2 separate regions of the Homo sapiens genome follow, and region 2 is linked to region 1. A link is a loop called in an ENCODE intact Hi-C map of the cell type or tissue named here. Cell type or tissue: heart right ventricle. All regions are shown on one strand.

Region 1 (8,000 bases):
TGTGATCTGAGAGATGAGTTTTATTATTATCTTAGTTTTTGTCTGGGCACAGCAGCTTATGCTTGTAATCCCATTGTTTTGGGAGGCTGAGGCAGGAGGATTGCTTGAGCCCAGGAGTTCAAAGCTTCAGTGAGCCATGATTGCACCACTGTACTCCAGCCTGGGCAACAGAGCAAGATCCTGCCTGTCTTTCTGAAAAATCAAGAAAAACCTAAACCAAAAATTACCTTAGCTTTTATAGTTGAGGTTAAGTAAACTGCTTAAGTTTGTGCAGGAGTAGAGATTGTCCTAATAAGTGGAAGAGGGGAAAAGGCTGGAGGGAGGAAAGCAAGATTGGGGAAGTCAGAACCAGGGGAGGATAACCTGAGCCCAGGAAAGAGGGCCTTTGGAAGGGAGAGTGGTTGGTCTTCTCAGATGTGGTGGAAGGAAAAAGGATGGGGATAAAGTGGAGGAAATGGGGACATTCATTCTGTGGCCCCCAAATCATGGTGAAATGTGAGATGAGATGGTAAGCTTTATGAGAGAGTGAGAGTTTTAGGGAGGGCAAGGCAGGTTTCACCCCAGCACTGTGGGCAGTGGGAAGGCCTCAGCAGAACCACAGGGAGTCTGGTGGCAGTTAGGTGCTTGGATTCACTAGAAGCTCGGTGACCCTGGAGCAGGGATGGGGGAGCAGCATTCAGGACTGCAAACGGGCACTGGGTTCTTCCCTTTTTCTTGATTATTAGATCCTATGGTGAAGACATTGGGTTTTCTCATTTAAAAAAATTATGTGTTGGTTTGTGCAGTGCATAAACTAAGTACAAAATAATTTTTGTAGACGGTTCAATTTATGGTCTCCTAGCTACCTTTTAAAAACAGGCTCTGGTGATGAGAAGCCCAGAGAGCTGCTTTTTCCTGCTTTTCATCCTAAGTTTTCCTTTATTCATTCCACACTATTTAATGACTTCACACTCAGTGTGAGAGATGATGCTGTGGGAAACATAAAAATGAATCAGACACTGGTTCTGTCCTCAGGAAGCTTTAAGCTATGATTTGAACTTAAAAGGATTAAGTGCTAAAAGAGAGGAAAAAATGAAGTGAGGAGGAGGGGATGGTCACGTCCATGGGGGATAACTGGAAAAGCTTCATGGAGAGTTGGGCCTTGAAAGAGTTTGGGTTTGGCCCTGCAGAGGAAAGTGTGCTCTAGCTGCACTCAGTAGGTGTTTATTGAATGAATGAATAAAAGCTGAATGTGATGTCACCTAGTAAGGTGATCAGAAAGGAGGACCGAGTCCAGATAAAGATAACAACAAGCTTGTAACACATATCATGCCCCAGACACTGTTCAAACACACTTTTATATATTGTTAACTTGATCCTCATGACAGCCCTGTGACACAGGGGCCATGATTTCCAAGTTTACGGATGAGGAGACTGGCCCAGAGAGGATAAGTAACTTGCCCAAACGTTCACAGTTTGTGAGTGGTGAGCAGAGCTTCGACTCTTGGCCACGTTATTGGAAGACTGATGTCAAGAAGTAAGCATCCTTCCTGTACTTTTGTCTGCTATCATCAGCCTGATCCACAGACCTGAATGCACAAGCCCTCACCTCCACTTTGATCTCATTACTGTATGCATCCTCTCTCTGGTTAATGCCTCCCATGCCTATGCTCACTCTCTTTCCCAGGCTGGAGATGGCATTGGGAGGCTGCAGGTGGCACCAGGGACCTCATGGGCAGAATCCCAGGGGAGCACAGGCTATTGCTGGGCAGCTCACTGCAGACTCAGGCAGTGAGTGGTAATTGCAAATAACTACAGCAACGGGTCTTAGTTTAACCTTGCTCATTTCCAGAGTTCCGCGTTTTTGATTTTGTAGACTTTGCAGCATGGTATTAATGCCAAAATAATTTGGATAAATATAAGCCCCGCAAACTCCTTGGCCTATGGTCAAGTTTTTCCTTTTCTGTGGCTAGTTTTTTATATGCACTGATGAATAGGCCAATCTGTGTGCCGATATTAATAAGATTCACCACAGCGATGAAAATGCTTCATCATGCCTCTGCAGGTCAGAACTTGGGGATGGGGTACTGAATCGACAGGAACAACACTGACGTGTGTCAAAGGACTTGTGTCTGGAAAAGGAAAGGGAACCTAAGAGGGTCCCATGTATTTGGTGTATATTATAACAGCTTATGCTGGACCTATGTCAAGGCACAAGGACCTTCTGACATCTAAGACCTGGTAACATCACTCCATCTGGCTTTATGATTGGGCTTTAACAGTGACCACCAACATGAGGACCCACCATATGCCAGGAACAGGGCATGATATTGGAGAGCTACCAATGCCTGAGGCTTGGACCCTGCCTCGGGGGAACCCAGCTTCGCAGAAAAGATAGTTACATAAATGCACGACTCATGCTGCCATGTGCATGGACTGTCCCAGAGGTGGGTATAGGGTGCTCAGGAACACAGATGAGGGGACATGAGGAGGGAGGGAGGGCTGAGATGGCTACAGAGAGGAGCTGACCATTGAAGGATGGTGATATGGTTTGGATATTTGTCCCCTCCAAATCTCATGTTGAAATATGATCTCCAGTGTGTTGGAGATGGGGCATAGCGGGAGGTGTTGGGTCATGGAGGTGGCTTTCTCAAGAATGGCTTAGTGCCATCTCCATGGTGATAAGTGAGGTTTTGCTCTATTAGTTCATGCAAGAGCTATTTGTTAAAAGGAGTCTGGCACCTCCTCCTCTCTGTCTTATTCTCTCTCTTGCCTTGTGACACACCTGCTTCCCCTTCACCTTCTGCCATGACTGTAAGCATCCTGAGGCCCTCACCAGAAGCAGTTGTTGGCATTGTGCTTCTTGTACTGTCTGCAGAAACATGAGTCCAAATAAACATCTTTTCTTTATAAACTGCTCAGCCTCAGATATTCCTTTGAAATGCAAAATGGACTAACACAGACGGGTAAATGTGATTGATTTTGTGTTAGTGGATTTACTATTTAGTTTGAAGGGTCTGCTTGGGATAGTATGATGTTCTACATGAAGTGACTGGGTGAAAGACAGATATTCATACGCAGATTTATCACAATTTTTGTAGTCTGAGTGCCACAGTTTCCTCATGACTCTTGCCACTCTCCCTCACCCCAACCTCCAAGGACCAAGAGTCAGGTGATCCTAGTGGTTTGATTCCCACTTCTGTGGTGCAGAGGGCTGGACTCAGGCATGAGTGACCCAAGGAAGGCGGGGCCCTTGTCTCCAGAGTCTTGTCTAGAGCTTGGTTTCTACCTCCCTGGAATGGCTATGAGGAAATTGGTGAGGGAGTCCCCTAGAGAGTACCTAGCTACCTCCATCCTAGTCTCTCAACTCTAATAGGATTGGCACTGCTCTAGGCCCTGGGATATTACTAAGAGTAGAGGAATGCAGCTGGAGAGAGCTGGGAAGGGGAAACAAAGATGTGCAGAGGGGGATTTTGATGCCGAGCCTTGGTAACATTAACCCTTATTTTCAAAGCCCCTTTTCTTTCCCACTCATCCACCTCTCCAGGTCGACACATGTGTGCTGTGCATCTGACCTAGCAGCAGGATTAAGTGTGCCCCTGGATTCAGGGCACAGAGGTGTAGGTGAGCTGTCTGACATTCTCATCTGCATGAAGGGATAAACTGTGCTTGAATCTAATCCACAAACGAAAGTGTAAAGCTATTAGGCGGGACTCTAGGCAGGACTTTATTGGACAAAAGTGTCTGTGGTGGCTCTTCATACCTGATAGATAGTTTTGGAAAGACTGAGTGTGCATATTAATTCTCTTCCTCTACAAAATGAAACCTACTTGCCAGCAGTATTGGCTTGTTTCACAACAGGCCAGGATCTACACTGATGAATAGAAGTGATGATCATAGAATTCAATTTTGGGCTAAACTACATGCTTGGGGAGGCTGCACCCTCCTCTGGTGGTAGTTTGCTCTCTGGCTCAACTGCTCTGGGCTCTGGTCCTTTGTTCCTTTCTTTGCCAATTGGTGATGGAAATCTGTAGCCTGCTTTTTTTTTTTTTTTTTTTTAACAAGGGCATGCAAAGTTAATAAGATGGCTGAAAATTTCTCTGCAGCTACAAATTGGCCCAGGAATCTCTATTTGGTGTAAATTCATATGTGGAGCATAAAATCAGACAGAAACCTAAAAAGTGTTTGGCCATTTACCCCTCTACTTTTATTTTTGGCTTCAGTGCCTTCCAGAGAAGCAAGTGCCGAGGAATATCGGCAGGGATGTGAGTGGCAAAGGCTCAGGCAGTATGTAGTGCTTGAGGGTCCATATCTAGGAAAATGCAAGGGTTGGGATAAGCAGTCCTTTTATAGAGTAGTTTTGGGGAAGAAAATTGATTCTGGATTCTCTTTTTTTCGTGATGGTTTTCCTAAAGGGAAATAATGGCCAATTACAGACTCCAGAAGAAGAGATCATTTGAGTAGCTGTGGCATCTAACTGCTATTTTCTCTTTATTTTAAAGCATCATTTTCTAAATGGCAAACCACAGAACATTACTGAGTGATGTTCCATGATAAGAGTTTTGTGGTCATGGTGGCCTGGGAAGCCTGAAAAGTGTAGTACGTCTTAGAGATTTACAGCTCACATTAGCAGATTAAAAACTCTGAGAAGTCCTGCAGAGAAGAAATGGGTTTACATTTGTTTAACCAAGTACTTCCCAAACTTATTTGACTGTGAAATTCTTTTAACGCATGTTACATCTACACTTTAGAACCTGAGTTAAAGTGAAGGGGAGTAGCATTGACTGAGCTTCTTCCATTTCAGGAACTCTGCCAGATGCTTCATAGACGTTATCTTCTTTCTTATATTGGCTTTCTGAGCTATGGATTTTCATTCCCATTTTAAAGATAAAGACACCAAGGTTTAGCAAGGTCATGGAGCTTGTTCAAGGTTACCCAGCTAGCAAGTGGTGGAGCTGAGATTTGAACCTTGGTAAAGGTGTGACTTCAAATCATATTCCCTTTTCAGCATGCCACCCTTCCTAATGCCTCTCCCATTTCTAACCAAGGAGGCGGGAAGCGGTGGGTGGGAAACACTAAGAGACTTAATTTGGGGGCCAGTCAGGTGCAAATTTGACACATTTTTTTCTTCTCTGTGGATGCAGTCAAGATCATCCAGCTTGTAGGAATCTCTCTCTGCCAAGAGACATGCTTGAAAGGTAGTCAGGCCCCATAAATTCGAGAATGATTGTGATGAAGAGCCAGCTGTCCTTGGGCCTGGAGCACGGTGATGTTTAGATGGAATAACAGAGGCCCATGGCTTTTATTATGATCCTTCCACTTTGAGTAATTCTTTCATCAAGTTGTCCCCCTTCTCATCTGTTGAAGCTCTGGTGGGTTATGAAATGTATCCCACAGAAGACCCTGAATAGCTAAAGCAACCCTAAGCCAAAACAACAAAGCTGAAGGCATCATACTACCCATATGAAAGAAGAGTTTTCCACAGAAACCAGCAGGATAAAAATGTCTGGTGAAGCATCTGATGTCCTGTGGCTGCCCCTAGTTTGTGGTCACCCACCCTCAGGCACCCCACATGACAGCTGCCTCTGCCTAAGAGCCCTCAGGGGTTGGTGGCTGGTCTAGGGCTCATGGAGCTGGCTACAGGGCTGGGGTCCTCAGGCTTGTGGCCTGAGAGATGAGGACACCGCCACTCACAAGAAGTCAGGATCAGAGGCCCTGCTATAGTGCAGGGAGCTCTCCATCCTTCTGACTCTCTCCCAGCCTGTTGTTGACCTTCCTGGTGTTATGAAGGGACTTTGCCACCAAACCTGACTTCACCTCACAGTTTAAAAGGTTTACTTCATGGGGCCTGCCATAGAAGCCTATCTTAAACGAGAGGTTTCACAGAGAAGAGTCAGGGCGTGATAAGCATCCTTCGTGGCTTCCCTCTGTGCTCTGAAAAGGAGGGCAGGACCACACACCTCTGGCTGAATAATGCTGGTCTTGGGAGAGATTTGAAGAATTCAGTAGCAAGACCGTGGCCTTGGTCAATGCATGCAATTCACCTAAGATACTTGTTGTGCTGGCTGGGACTCAGAGACCAATAAAATAAAGATGAACAAAATAAAATACTTCTGTTCTCAAGGAGATTAGCCTTCTGGGAGGACACATGTGAGCATGTAATTGCCAAACAGTGTAGCAAATGCTTTGTGAGAGGGACTTTCAAAGTGGGGAGGCAGAGGGTGGTCAGTGAGACCAGAGAGTGAGGGTCTGAGAAGGTGTCACAGCTGATCTTGGAAGTGGGAACTTCTTGTTGGACAAAAGGGCAGGGAGGGAGAGAAGGGCATCCCAGGCAGAGGTAATGGTGCGTGCAAAAGCAATTACGAGATTTCCATGGCTAGTGAGAATTGGAGAGGAGCTTCCCTAGGTGGAAAACACTAGCTACTGGATGCAGGCTGGCAGTGGGGACTGGAAAGGAGAAAGGAAGACCACAGGCCATGGATCCAAGGGGTAGGGGAGAGTATCTCAGCACATCCAAATACCTTTACTGTAGTAGATGTCACCCGGAGTCACTCTACAGAGAACCAGGTTATCTTCGGGAGAGTATCCTGGGCTAGTTCTTGTGCATAGGGTAGGAGATTTAAAATTTCATCCTCAATCTCCTTTCCTGGAATGACAGTTGGGAGGGGTTGATGGGGTCTCTGCTCAGCCTTTCACAAAGCCAGGCACTGGCGCATACAGTTGAACATTAACTTGACTGCTCACCATCCCAACCAGGCAGCTTGGATGGGGTGGCAGGATCTTTACTTCTTCCTGAACCTTTGGGGCAGACAAGTCAGGCCTTTTCTCAGCTGTGGTTGAGTGGCCTTCCTGCGGGGTCTGAATACCAGCTCTATCCCAGCTTCAGGTTGCAGACTGAGGTGGAGAATGTCCCCATTGTGTGCGGGAAAGGAATTCTGTGGAGCTGTCAGGGCCTGAATATATACAGTGACCCACACTGCAATATGTCGAGTTGCTATCAAAAAGAAAACAAGGGAGATCTCCAGGTCTGCCAAGATGTCACACCTCATAGATTTAAAGCTGGACAAAGTGACTTGCTGACCTCCGTACTACTCACTGGGGGCACATCTGTCTTCCCCTTATATAATCCTCCAGTCTCTCATTGACATTCCAGCTGGTGAAGCTTTGCTGATAAATACTGGGCCTGAGCCTGTGGGTCACATGAGAAGCTCTGCCTGCCGTACAAGGCCTCTGCATCTCCGGAGCAGAATGCTTGAGAATTCTGTTTGCTTTTTTCTATTTGTCTTAATCACTCCCAGTGATTTTCATCAGGGTTTCTGTGGAATAATAACGTAGAAAAATGTTATAGAAGAGAACCAGGGGATGGTGATGACAAATATCAGCTCTGTGGCCTAATGGATTCCTCCTTGTGCTTTGAATAGAGGACACTCGTCAAGTCCTCTGAGAAGGGAGGGGGACTTTTGAACCAGTTGGGGTGAGCAGGTGGAACTGGGGGCTGAGATAGATTGAGAATGACTAGGTGAGTAGAGAAAATGAGCATATGGGCCTGTGAGTAAAGGGTGGGAGAGAAGGGTAAGGTCCTGGGTACAACAAGGCCATGCAGAAAGGAGGCTGGAAAAGGGGGAAATATACATTACAGGTGAAGTCCAGAATCTTCGTCTCACCCCAGGTGCTTCCTCTAGAGAGCAGGTGTAGGGAAGGAGGTATGTTTTCCTTTAGGGCTCTTTTTCAAAGCCTCTAGAAGAAGTCAGGCTACAGTGTAGGAGGATGGCCATGAACCTTTAGAAAGATCTGCCTGGGGGCTTGTCCCAAATCAGCAGTGTTCTATGAACGAAGTTTTCCTTTTTCTCCTCCTTCCCTCTCCCTCCTCTTCCACTCTGCCCCCACTCTTTCTTGCACTCCTGCATAACTCCAGGTTTGAGAGAAAAATCTGCACTTGTTCCCACCCCTAAACATGAGGTTTCATTATTTCAAAGCTGAGCTTCTGATGTGAGCAACTTAAGGTTTCTGATGATGGGCTG
Region 2 (8,000 bases), 950 kb after region 1:
GTGGCTCACACCTTTAGTCCCAGCTATTCAGGAGGTAGAGGTGGGTAGATGGCTTGAGCTTGGGAGGTGGAGATTGCAGTGAGCTGAGATGGCACCACTGCACACCAGCCTGGGTGATAGAGCCAGACCTTGTCTCTAATAATAATAATATGTCCATTTATATTTGGCTTTTATGTCCTTTTTTTTTTTCTTTTTTGCACTATACTCACACAACAAGGTGGTTGGTATATAAGCTCTTTGGAGTTTGTTGAAATTGTACCAATCCACTATTTACAGAAACCTCTTTAAGATGCAGAGACACATTCTGCCTCATGCAAATTATTGTATAAAGCATGTTTTGCTGATACGCTGTCTTTGAGCAATCAGAACCAAATCTTTAGCTTTATTTTTTACTGAAGATTCCAAGTATTCTAAATTTGATAGGGGAAGAAAACATTTTTTCAGCCCCCAAAAATGGAAATATCCATAATCAAAAAACTTCATGCCAAACTCTAGTTTAATTTAAAATATATATTTTAAAAAACACCCTGGACCCACATAAAAAAATCATACAATAAGCTCACCTTTCTGGGATATTCTTTTAAACATAACATTCTGCTCCATGCTAGTGCTAGTTATGTTCTCATGACAGGTAGTTGTAGACAAAGAGGCTAAGATAATTCTGCCCAATACACCTTATTTCGTTAACTTTAAAATACACATTTTTTTCATAACATTTTGACATATTTGAATAGAAATGTTTCTATTATACAATAGTGCATTGTAGGTTAATTGGCAGACCCCTTTTCCCCCAATCTTTGTCATGGTATATAAAATAATGATCAATCATAAAAATTTGTGGTCTTAAATTAGATGAAATATATGGTGTTCAAGGCACCTGGGATTCCAAAGTGTCAGATTGTCTCCTTCATCTTTCAAATCTCTGAAGGAAATCTGTGATCTTGCTATATCACTTAACCAAGTTGAGCCTCACTTTCTTCACTTTACAGGACTGTTGCGGAGGGAAGTAAGTGAATGTGTCCAAAACACTTGGAAGTTTGCCTGGAATCCAGTGTGTGCTATACCAGAGTCCTAGTTAGGCGTGGCCTTGAACAGCCCTGAGAATGAACATCTGAGAAGCGTCAATGTGGGATGCCCTGAGATGCAATTAAGAGGAGGAAGGAAACCATGGTTCTATTTTAACATGCCAGCACCATGTAAAAGGTTATTTCTTATGGTTTTCCTTTCAGACCAATTCAAGTGCATATTGGTAGATAATAGGGGTATAATCTGATTTAAATTCATCGATTTTCCTTGTCCCCCACATGAGTTTGCCCTCTTTATTCTCATGAGTCCTTCTTTTCATTAGGAGCTCTAATCCCCTTGCCCCTGCCATTTCCCACCCTGCTCCAGGTGTACTGTCTGTGAAGTGGGGCAATTCCCCCAACATCTTGATGAGAGCAGTTGCAGAAGTCTGAACAATGATAATTCTTGCCAACATTTATAGCTAATGTCTCTTCCACTGTTCTTATCAGACTTATAGTGCAGTGGAGCACTCGCTGCTGACAAGGCTAAAATGACAATGTGATTCTTGTTACTTATTCCTCAGTGGAAGAATGGGACTAACATTCAAGAGAGAAAAATCAAACTCCTTAGCTCTATAACTTTGCTTATAAACAAAACCTGAACTTTCATGCCTCATTCTCAACTTGCAAGGACAGCCAGTCCTTGTCGCGCTATTGTGTCCCACTTTGATGCCCCAGTAGTCCAGGCTCCTTCTCACTAAACACTTGTCATTCCCATAAGCATCTTCCCTTAGCCTTTGGTTCTTCCATGTCTTTCTGCTCACTATTTGAAGAATGTCATTTTCCCTGTTCTATTTTGTTTACCTTCTCATTGTTTTTCAAAGTTCAATGAAAATAGCATCTTTCCCATCATTTTTCTATTTATCAAAACACTTACCAAACACTTAACCTGGGCAAAATAAGGATAAGGATAAATAAGGATAAATAAGATAAGGATAAATAAGGATAAGGATAAATAAGACACAATTCTTATCCTCAAGGATTCTCACAGTCCACTGGAAGAGAGGAACTAGTAAACTGACATATTTTAACACAGCAGATAAAAGCTATTACAGCACTATTAACAACAACAACAACAACAACAAACCTCTGAAAATACATAGGAATGAAGCCACAAGGAAGGTTCAATGATGTCACACTGGAGCTCTATGGAAAGATGAATAGATTTATATCTATTAAGATGTCGTCCTGCGCAGAGCAGAATATGTTAGATGTGGGGCCATGAAGGGAGACATCAGTGTCTGTCTGAAAGGCCCACATGGTAGGAGGCAAGGAGTGACAGAAAGACACAATGGGAAAGAGACATGGAGGCCAGAATGGGGCTGACTTTGTCTATTAAGCTAAATAATTGGAATATTATGGGGCTAGCAATGAGGTGGCACAAAGATTTAGGAACAAGGAAGAGATGTGATCCATTTTTATTTTTCACTAAGATTCATTTTAGTTTGCCAAATGTTGTCACAGACTACCACAGATCTCCTTTTCAGCTTATCAGAAATAAAGATACCAGATTTGCCACATCAGCTTCTCCTGGGGATCAGCACAGGCCACAGGAATTCTGTTTGTTTGTTTGTTTGTTTGTTTGTTTGTTTGTTTTGGAGATGGAGTCTCATTCTGTCAGCCAGGGTGGAGTGCAGTGGCACAATCTTGGCTCACTGCAACCTCTGCCTCCTGGGTTCAAGCGATTCTCATGCCTCAGCTTCCCAAGTAGCTGTGATTACAGGTGTGTGCCACTACACCCAGCTAATTTTTGTATTTTTAGTAGAGATGAGGTTTTGCCATATTGGCCAGGCTGGTCTCAAACTCCTGGCCTCAAGTGATCTCAAACTCCTGGCCTCAAGTAAGTCTGCTTAGGGCTCCCAAAGTGCTGGTATTCCAGGTGTGAGCCACCACGCCAGGAATTCTTATTTTTAAGAGCTCCCTAAGACATGTATGAGGATTAGTTTTATGTGTCAGTGGGAATAATGGATACCTAGATAGCTGGTTAAGTATTATTTCTGGCTATGTCTGTGGGGAAGTTTCTAGAAAAAATTGGCATTTGATTCAATGGACTGAGTAAAAAGATCCACCCTCACCAATGCGGGTGGGCAACATCCAATTGGCAGAAGGTCCAGATAGAACAAAAAAGAGGAAAGGGGGATTTACTCTCTCTCTCCTGAAACTGGGACACCTTTCTTCTCCTATCAGAACTCCAAGTTCTCTGGGTTTCAACTCAGGGACTGGCACCAGCAGTCATTCAGGTTCTCAGGTGTTCAGCCTCATACTAAGTTTCATCATTGACTTGGACTGAACCATGCTAATAAGACAGCCTGGTGGGAAGGGCTCCCTGGAAAAACTCCAACCAGCCTGCTCACTGGGAGGAATGTGCACTGGGCAGAGCCACAGAAGTTCGTGCTGTTTGCAGCGGGGAGGAACCTGGCCCCTCCTCTTCCTGGGTGGAAGCTAGGATTCAAACTGCAAGGCAGGAAGCACAGGAGCAGGGACTCTGGCCTTGTGGAGAGTCCCTGTTCTTCCTTTCTTTCCTTTCTGCCCAATAAATCCCATTCTATTCACCCTTCAAATTGTCTGTGAGCCTAAATTTTCATGGCCGTGTGATAAGGACCCCCGTCTTTAGCTGAACTAAGGAAAAAGTCCTGCAACACTGGCATCTCAGCTTGCAGATGGCTTGTTGCGGGACTTCTCAGCTGCCATACTCATGTGAGTTAATTCCCTTAACAAATCCCCTCTCAAATATCTATATATATATATACTCTTAGTTCTATTTCTCTGGAGAACCATGACTAATACAAGCTGTGTGACAAAAAGCTGACTTGGGAATCCCTAGGTAAAGGATGGCCTACGAGAGGAACATCAGTCAGTAGAAACCAGTTAGCGAATGATTAGGGTAAGAGTGGGAAGAGATGGCAGTTTCCTCAGGAAAGAGAGGAGAGCTCAGATGCAGAGGCCTGCTGAAGTTGCCCCAAGATGAGTCAGAGAAACCTCTTTTATAGTCTCCTGGACACAGTCATTTTACTTTTATTTTATGTCAATTATTTTATCCAAAAAGAATTATGGAAAATATTTATTGGCTAGATCATCTGCTAGGCACTGGAAATATAACAGTGAACAAAACAGGCAAGGACATAAAAACAAATACCTAAGTGAATACAAGAGCAAGTTACTTTTAGATAATTCTAACATTTTTGAAGATATTAAAACAGGGCAATGTGATTGAGCCTGACAGGAAAAGCTTCTTTGAGGACAGGAAACTTGAGATGAGATCTAAGTGGAAACTAGGAATAATGCATGAGAGTATTTGAGGAAGGAGAGAGGGGAAGGGGAGCAAGAGCAGAGTGAGCAAGGTGAGGTGGAATAGTAGATGAGGTCGGGAAGGGAACAAATCCTAGATTTTATAGGGCTTTAAATTGTGGAACGTGAATAAAGTATGGGAAGTCCAGGTTTTATTCTAAATGCTGTTAAACTATAATTTTCAAAAGTTAAAATTATGACTCTACCACAAATATGAAATGAATGCACATCACTAGTGTAATTTAGTTCATTCATTAATAAGGAAACCAGTAAAATGTTAAACTGGTTCAATCAGAATATGATATATATATATATACATCAATATATCTGAAGAATACACAAACACACACACACACAATCAGGAATTGTGAAATAAATTTGCCAATAGAAGCAAAACTCTTAATAGCTATAAGACAATACAACTCAAGACTTAGAATAACCTTTTCCACAGGGTAGAAATCAATTGTATTCTGCCAGGAAAAATCATTTGCATTTCTATAAGCAAGAATCATTTATATTATTACATTTTTTTTTACAATTTATGACTTGTAAAATAAGCCTAAATCCTATAGAATGAGATAATCCTAGAGGGTCATCCAGAGAACATCTAATATTCTCATTAAAAACACACTAATATGGTTTGCCTGTGTCTCCACCCAAATCTCACTTTGAATTGTAATAATCCCCATGTGTCAAGGGTGGGGCCAGGTGGAGATAATTGAATAATGGAGGCAGTTTCCCCCATGTGGTTCTTGTCGTAGTGAATAAGTTTCAGGAGATCTGATGGTTTTATAAATGAGAGTTACCCTGCACAAGCTCTCTTGCCTGCTGCCATGTAAGATGTGACTTTCTCCTCTTTTGCCTTCTGCCATGATTGTGAGGTCTCCCTGGCCACGTGGAACTGGCAGTCCATTAAATCTCTTTTTCTTTATAAATTACCCAGTCTCAAGTCTGTCTTTACTAGCAGTGTGAGAACTGACTAATACAACACCCAGTAATCTCTTTTGCCATTTCAAATCATTTACATTTTTTTTCCTACAGAGCAATGGAAAAACTTTTGGAGACTTTTAATCAGGAGAGTAATATGACCTGATTTACATTTTGAAAACATCACCTTTACTGTACAGTTGATCTTTGTATAGCATAGGTTTGAACTGTGCAGGTTCACTTATATGTGGATTTTTTTCAATAAACCTATTGGAAAAATTTTTGGAGATTTTTGACAATTAGAGAAAACTTGCAGATGAACTGCATGGCCTATAAATATCAAAAAAATAAGAAAAAGGTATGTTAGAAATGCATGAAATATATGCAGATACTAGTCTGTTATCATTTATCATATCAAAATATATGCAAATCTATTATAAAAAGTTAAAAAATCAAAACTTGCACACACAAACACAGATCACAGATGGTGCCATTTACAGTACGGAGAAATGTTAAAAAAGTAAACACATATTAAATCATAACTGCATAAAATAACTGTAGCACATACTATACTACTTTTATAATATAATATATGCTTCCTCTCCCACCTCCTCTACCTCTTCCACCTTTATCACCCCTGAGACAGCAAGACCAACCCTCTCCTTTCTCCTGTTCCTCAGACTACTCAATGTGAAGATGATGAGGATGAAGACCTTTATAATGATCCACTTCCACTTAATGAATAGTAAGTATGTTTTCTCTTCTTCATGATTCTCTGAATAACATTTTCTTTTCTCTAGCTTTCTTTATTACAAGAATACAGTATACAATACACATATCATACAAATATGTGTTAATTGACTGTTAATGTCCTCAGTAAGGCTTCTGGTCAATAGTAGGCTATAAGTAGTTAAGTTTTCGGGTCTGGACTCAAGCGATCCTCCCACCTCAGCCTCCTAAGTAGCTGGGACTACAGGCATGCAGTACCATGCCTGGATAATTTTGAATTTTTTTTGTAGAGATAGGGATTTGCCATTTTTCCCAGACTGGTCTCAAATTCCTGGGCTCAAGTGACCTGCCTGCCTTGGCCTCCCCAAAGTAATGGGATTACAGGCATGAGTTGTTTTGGAAGATTCAAAAGTTATACATGGATTTTCAGCTGCACAGGGTGTCAGTGTCCCTAATCCCCTCGTTGTTCAAGGGTCAACTATATTCTTCTTTCAGTCCATTATCATTGACTAATAATAAAATATTGTGTCTTTTTCACTATTATGTTCCCAGTGTCTAGCACAGTTCCTGGCAAAATGATTAATAGCCAGAAAATGTTTGTTAAATGAATGAGAAAACAAACGGACTTTGATATGGTTTGGCTCTTTTCCCCACATAAATCTCATCTCAAATTTTAATTCCCATAATCTCCATGTGTGGAGGGTGGGACCAGGTGGAGGTAATTGAATCATGGGGGCTGTTCCCCCCTGCTGTTCTTGTGATGGTGAGAGTTCTCACGAGATCTGATGGTTTTATAATGGGATCTTCCCCCTTCGCTCAACACTTCTCCTTCCTTTCACCTAGTGAAGGAGGTGCCTTACTTCCTCTTCACCTTTTGTCATGATTGTAAGTTTCCTGAGGCCTCCCAAGCCATGCTGAACTGTGAGTCAATAAACCTTTTTCTTTTATAAATTACCCAGTCTCAGGCAGTTCTTTATAGCAGTATGAAAATGGACTAGTACAGACTTAGTGACTGAAATAATGTGGAAAGTTGAGCAGATGCTGAAGCTATTTACAGAGTAAGAGAATGAGTTGGAGTAGAATTTGAAAGGAAAATAGCACTGCCTTTCTTTAATGCTTTTTGATACCTCTGTGAGAGAGAGATTGGTTAGATCTTCATCGAACCTGCTTCCTCATTGGAACACAGCTGGAATCCATTTCCCAGACTGCCTCATGGTCAGATGTGGCCATGTGACTGAGTTCCGGCCAATGGAGTATGAGTAGTAGGGACTCCAGGACTGGCTCATTCAGTCTTCTACCACACAATCTTCTTCCTCTTTCTCCTTCTACTGGATGGATATTGATAACCAGAGTCATTTTGGAAACTACATGTTCAAGCTGGCAAAACCTCCATCAGCCTAGAAAAGCAAGAGGTTCATCAGTATTTTAAAAATAAACGGTATTTTAATTTAGCATTTACTTAATTTTGTTCCCCAGTTCCATTGTTTACATTTCCATGTTTTTCTCACAATTGTAAGCCTGCAGTGTAAAGCTTCTCAAAGGGGTTCTGTTAGCATTGTCTGGGCAATTCTTTTTTGTGTGGGGTTGTGCTGCACATGACAAGACACTTAGCTCCTGGGTTTCATCCACTAAATGCCACCTATGCAATGTGACAAAGAACTTCCCTCAGTTAACAATGACTTTCAAAAGAGAACGTCCAGGACATTATTTATTCATCCTTTTCTTTTCCACAGCAGTTAGCACAGTGTCTTTGAGAGAATGAACATGGAGTAGCAAAAGGAACTTAAAGTTGGAAAGAATGGGTGCCAACTCCTAACTCTATCATTTATTAACTATGTGACTTTTGGTAAGTTTTTTATCTCTCCCTTAGCTTCTGTGTCTTCATCTATAAATTGAAGTCAATCGAATCTACTCCACAGGGCAATTTTAAGAATTAAATAAATAATGTAAGTAAAAAAAAATTTTTGCACATACTAGGTGTTTCATATATTT

Evidence for each region. Peaks named below come from ENCODE experiments on the same cell type or tissue, not always from the same donor. Only the 100,000 strongest peaks of a DNase experiment are listed, where the experiment ranks them.
Region 2: a loop joins it to region 1, with 3 times the contacts of the local background. A loop is called at or near these places in 7 of 110 quality-filtered maps.

The regions. Positions count from the first base shown.
Region 1 is chr1:222,440,354-222,448,353 of GRCh38, reverse strand. No RefSeq gene overlaps it. Among named protein-coding and RNA genes, the nearest start is that of TRT-TGT2-1, 21 kb to the left of the region's middle. In heart right ventricle, no CTCF peak of the experiment used is centred here; no DNase peak of the experiment used is centred here.
Region 2 is chr1:221,490,286-221,498,285 of GRCh38, reverse strand. It overlaps LOC105372934 (a long non-coding RNA gene), which reads left to right. Exons shown (of 3, transcript XR_922622.2): 2 at 990-1,203; 3 at 5,960-5,998. Among named protein-coding and RNA genes, the nearest start is that of LINC02817, 160 kb to the right of the region's middle. In heart right ventricle, no CTCF peak of the experiment used is centred here; a DNase peak (open chromatin) is centred at 3,406.